Regions from separate parts of the Homo sapiens genome. Here region 1 is linked to region 2. Evidence: read pairs that join two places in POLR2A ChIA-PET (ENCODE). Cell type or tissue: Panc1. All regions are shown on one strand. Each heading gives the region's core, and the rest is flanking DNA. Links, peaks and the distances in the headings are about the cores only. Region 1 overlaps SEC14L1 (SEC14 like lipid binding 1). Region 2 has its middle 9.3 kb from the start of MIR6516.

Region 1 (2,809 bases), core at 99-2,598, 66 kb before region 2:
AGTTCGACAGCAGCCTGGGCAACATAGCAAGATCTCATCTCAAAAACAAAGAATAAGTACAATACTCAATAAGTGTGGCTACTGTTCTGTGCAACACATGAACCTCTCAAGGAGGAAGACACTATTGGCAATGAAGTAAAGCCGCTGTCAGGCCCACAGTCCAGGAACCAGCTGAGCTATGCACAAGATGAGGAGGGGGACCTTCTGAATGCAAACAGTTTAAAACACTAAACATTTTCATTTGACATTTATCTTTTCTACTAAACTTTGGAAATGCACCAAATAAAATCCATGTGTTCACCAAACTAAAATAATTATCTCACTCATGACCCTAAAATTACAAGATGTAAATCTCATGAGACTTTGCTAGGAACCAGTTATTTTAAGTAAATAATTAGCCGACTAAAAAAAGGAACTAGGTATAAATAGGAGCATATTAGGTCTCCTGCCTTCTACAGAGAAAAGAAAAGGCCAAAGGAAGATAATGGCAAAAAAAATGATCATACTTCAGTTCAGGCACTGGGAATAAAACACTCCCCTTATCATATAAATTGTGAAAGGAAAATCAATCTTGGGGCCCCAAAATCACTCAGCTAAAAGGAAAAGTCAAACTGGGAGGCAAATCTGCCTCCCATTCCACTCAAAGTCACCCCTCTACTCACTGAGAAAAATGCTTCTGGCTGCCTCTCTCACCCACCTGCGACCTGGAGACCCCCTCCCTGCTTCGAGTTGTCCCGCCTTTCTGGACAGCACCAATGTACATCTTACATATACTGACTGATGTCTCCTGTCTCCCTACAATAAGTAAAACCAAGCTGTGCCCTGACCACCTTGAGCACATGTTGTCAGCACCTCCTGAGGCTGTGTCACAGGCACGTCCTCAATCCTGGCAAAATAAACTTTCTAAATTAACTAAGACCTGTCTCAGATATTCGGGGTTCACAGAAGAAGAGGAAATATATGGATTTAGTTATCTAATTCATTGATTAGCTACGTATACTATATTCGGTTGACAGAAGGAGAAAATATGGCCCTGAAGATAAATATCAGTCAAGTGGAAAGGGAACTTTCATAAAATAAATGAAGAAAAAGGGGTACTGAGTAACAGGATGTTCTCTGCAGAGGTTTCCGGTTACAGGTAGCCCTCAATCTGGCTTCTAATGGCATTAACGTTTTCCACAGAATAAGGAAACACGATCTACTTGGAAGAGAAAGAATTCATGTCAGGAAGCGAATTGCTCAGCTCCATTGTGGCCTGAATAAATGTAAACATGAGACTGTTGTTCCCACAGTTCTGGGAGGTCATCTACTATTCTCAGGACAAAAGCCTTCTCTGCCACACAATTATCTGCCAGACTCCACACTGTACCAGTATCTATGGCCTTCAGCTATTTTAAGCTCAGCTTTCCTAGCAACTTCCTCCCACTCCGCATCACCACCACCCTCACCCGCACCCACCCAATTATCATGTCTGCAACTCAGCTATCCAAGTGTCCTTTCCCTCCACTCCTCCAGCACTGTCATTCTAGGACTAAGACACAAACCGGGGAGGCATATGGCAGAGCAAATTAGAGCCTGGGCTCTTGTGTCAATGGACCTTGATTTGAATCCCAGCTGGACAACCTGGAAGCAAAGGCCTCCTGTCCAAGCAAACAGAAGGAAAGCCACCAACAAAGGGGGAGCGCTGGGAAAAAGGGTTACTGCCCAGCAGGGAGACGGATCACACCAGACAGAGCAAAAGGGAAAAGAGGTGGGGGGAAATTGGGAGGTTTTTCAAAAAATTGAGTTTAATTGACCAAATTGGGCAGTCCTCCCTCAAACCAGAATTGGTTCAGAGTGACTCCCAGAGAGGTCTTTTAAAGCAAAGACTGCAAACTGGCCCTGTTGGGAATTATGAAAGCCAAGTGCCTGAGCGCCGTGGGCTGATGGCCTCCAGGTGGGCACAGGCGCTCTGCCTGCTCGGGGGCACGGTACCGGGTCAGCCCACACCGCTGTCAGCAGGCGAGGCAGCCAGGTCAGGGCAATCACTTAGTAACCAATTTCAACCTGTTTCCTCAGTTGTAAAGTGGGATGAAAGAGCCTACCCACAAAGTAAGTGTGGGCAATAAACAAGATATTGCCACACAAGCACTCTCTAAATGTTGTTCTTAGACCTGTTATATGTTCTTTAAGTATTTTGCAAATTGCGGTTCAGTGGCAGGATCCCTGGCTGCCACCCAGGAGCCCAGGCTCCTCTCCAGGCCAAGCAGTATCATCTTCACCCTGGGCTTGTCAAGGTCAAATAAAAATATAAAGCTGAATCCCTAAAACAGTTTCATTTGGGAAAAGAGAATTGCAACTTGGGGCATAGAGAAAGACCAGGTGCTCTTCGGTATGTGCGAAGAAAAAACGGAAGGCTGGGGGTTTTATGAGAAAGAGAAAAGTCATCATCTATGTGGCCCCGCTGCGAGCCGCTCCTTTGATCTTAAAGAAACTTGACAGCATATGAAGACTGAATATCCATGTGAATGCATGACACGAAGAACATGGTGACAGCGTCTGCTCTCTGCAAGTGAACAGGCTCAGAAAAGTCTGAGGGACTCTCTGAATGAACTTAAAAATTCTGCTTGTTAACAACAAGTTTGACTCTGGTAAATGGCCTTCATAGCTAAAGTATAAAACCAAAGAGGAGGGAAGAGGAGGAGAAAAAGAAAGAAAAGAAAGAAAGGTGACATACTGTTTTGAAAACTCATTGGTACTAGTGAAGTTTTTGGGAGCTGGCAAGCTCTGACTGAACCAGTCTTAGAGTCACAGTAATTCATTTCAGCAG
Region 2 (2,809 bases), core at 23-2,522:
CGAGGACCCAGATGACTCAAAGAGAAGCAGCGCAGCACGCCCGCTCCTCGGAAACAAAACCAGCGAAGCTGAAGGAATGGAAAATGGCTCCCGCTGGGAGCGCCAGAGCAGGGAAGCTTAGCCTAGTGTTAGAAGCCTTTTAGTTCTATGAATTTTTTGAACTAATGCATGTATTACTTTGGGAAAAAAAATTTTTTTAAACAAAAAGACATGTTTTTGTTGTAATGCTGGGGCATGTTAAAAAAAAACAACAAAAAACGCATGAAGCCTTTATTTCATTTTGATCTCTTAATACCTCCTTTTGATCTTCCCCGTTAACTTTCGAAGGGGTGAAGTATCTTGGAACAAAGACAGTACATTAGTGAAGGAGACTCACGTACCTTAGGATTTTTTTTGTTTTTGTTTGAGAGAGTCTCACTCTGTCATCCAGGCTGGAATGCAGTGGGGTGATCTCAGCTCACTGCAACCTCCACCTCCCACGTTCAAGTGATTCTCCTGCCTCAGCCTCCAAGTAGCTGGCATTACAGGAGTGTGCCACCACACCCGGGTAATATTTGTATTTTTAGTAGAGACGAGGTTTCACCATGTTGGCCAGGCTTGCCTCGAACTCCTGACCTCAAAGTGATCCACCCGCCTTGGCCTCCCAAAGTGCTGGGATTACAGATGTGAGCCCGGCCATGCCTTTGGATTTTAGGGGCTTCAAGATGTGCCTTAGGATTTATGGGGGGCTTCGTCCATAACTCATCCTGATAGAAGATGACAACTGAGCAAAGTTTTCAAATAGGCTCATGTCAGAAATTTGACTTTCAGAAATCTACTCAATGGGGCCAGCCACGCATAGAAGGTAAAATGTGGCTTACGGAGCCTCGTGTGGGAGTCAACATTAAAACCCAAGTCTTGGTTTTGTTAAAAGGGATTTGTCATTCAAAGAGAGTGGAAGTCTTATTTTAATTCAATAAAATTATCTAAATGTTTTGCTGCTCGGGCTGTAGTTCTAACGTGGCATTGCATAACCACTGTTACATAACCCTCCACAGCTGACAGTCTGTGAACATGTGACCTTCCAGTGACTTACACGGGGCTCCTTTCATTACCATTGCAATAAAAAGAACTTGGTTTTGGCTGTAGCTGCATAATTGATCTGAAAAAAAAAATCACAACAAATAACTATTTCAAATACATTAATCACATGTAACCACATCAAACCCAAACAGGCTTCTATGAGAATGTAGTTTTTGTGGTCTTGTTGCTAGCAATTTAAATACTGATATAAATGAAACACACATATCTACTCTGTTGAAAAAGCAATAAGTCCAGGGCTCCCACTCTCAAGGAGCTAGTGTAGAAGTAGTGTTCAGGGAAGCTAAGGCACAGGGAAGGAAACAATTCCAAAACCACGGGGTGAGCTCCATGAATGAGGTGGGCACTAGGAGAGGACAGATCCAGGGCTGAGGTCCTTGTCACAGAGAAAGACAGTCTCCAGCTTCATCACTGCAGTGAAGGGCACGCGATCTTTATGTGAACAAAGTCTGTCCCAGAACACTTCCAAATACTGCAGGACATGTGGCTCAACATGAGCCAAAAAGACGGTGTCCCCATGCATAGACCTGGGATCCTCTCAATGGGCCAATGTGTAGGAACAGGAAATACTTTTTTTTTTTTTTGAGACAGTCTCACTGTCGCCCAGGCTGAAGTCCAGTGGCACGACGATGGCTTACTGCAACCTCTGCCTCCTGGGTTCTGGCATTTCTCGTACCTCAGCCTCCCGAGTAGCTGGGATTACAGGTATGCACCACCACGCCTGACTAATTTTTGTATTTTTAGTAGAGATGGGGTTTTGCCATGTTGGCCAGGCTGGTTTCGAACTCCTGACCTCAGGTGATCCACCTGCCTTGGCCTCCCAAAGTGCTGGGATTACAGACATGAGCCACTGCACCGGGCCTAGAACAGGAAATACTTCTAACGTAAACTACCATTAGAGGGAAAAATGGTTCCTAAAAGGCAAGAGTAGATAGAATATGTAAGCTACGGACACTATTCAGAGAAAAGGCAGAAGTCCCACACTTTCCTCCATGTGAGGCCCCATGAGATCTGGCCTCAGCCCCCCAGCCCTCTCATCAACTCCTTTTGCTTGTGTGCCAGGGCACTGGCTGCCTCCCCTGCTGGGGTGCTCTTCCTGGTCATCATGTGACTTACTCTCACTGAAGGATTTGGTTAAAGGCCACCCATCTAAAATTGCAAACCCCATCCCGTGCTCCTCCGTAGTGGGGCTGCTGTCTTTCTCTCCATAGCACTCATCTGTTATTCTGCATATTCTAATGACCTGTTTCCAGTCTCCCCTATCCTGGGATATAAGTTCTCTGAGAGGAGGGAGTATGTTTTGCCTCTGGCTGTATTTTAACATATCCAGCAATACTTGTTCAACTAAAACCATCAGAAAGCTGTTCACCGGGCTAATAAGCCAGAGAACGTACAGTACTCTGTTGAAGATTACACTTTCAGAATGGTCATTCTCCCCACTCCCCCGCCCCCACCCAGCAAGTCCACTTTCCCACCAGCTAACAATCAGCACTCTTTTTTTTAAATTTTTTTTCTTGAGATGGAGTCTTGCTCTGTCGCCAGGCTGGAGTGCAGTGGCACAATCCCGGCTCACTGCAACCTCTGCCTCCCAGGTTTAAGAGATTCTCCTGCCTCAGCCTCCCGAGTAGTTGGGATTACAGGCGTGCGCCACTACGCCCGGCTAATTTTTGTACTTTTAATAGAGACGGGGTTTCACCATGTTGGCCAGGATGGTCTTGATCTCTTGACC

What was found. ChIA-PET counts read pairs that join two places held together with the same protein. Peaks named below come from ENCODE experiments on the same cell type or tissue, not always from the same donor. Only the 100,000 strongest peaks of a DNase experiment are listed, where the experiment ranks them.
Region 1: POLR2A ChIA-PET joins it to region 2 with 7 read pairs; 17 of 35 experiments call an interaction of 5 or more read pairs at or near these places.

The regions. Positions count from the first base shown.
Region 1 is chr17:77,163,357-77,166,165 of GRCh38, reverse strand. The region is part of intron 3 of SEC14L1 (SEC14 like lipid binding 1); the gene reads right to left. Among named protein-coding and RNA genes, the nearest start is that of SEC14L1, 24 kb to the right of the region's middle. RefSeq lists an enhancer at 2,310-2,809. In Panc1, for the core only: no CTCF peak of the experiment used is centred there; no DNase peak of the experiment used is centred there.
Region 2 is chr17:77,097,350-77,100,158 of GRCh38, reverse strand. It overlaps a transcript of SEC14L1 not described here. Among named protein-coding and RNA genes, the nearest start is that of MIR6516, 9.3 kb to the right of the region's middle. In Panc1, for the core only: no CTCF peak of the experiment used is centred there; no DNase peak of the experiment used is centred there; H3K27ac peaks cover 2,286 bases.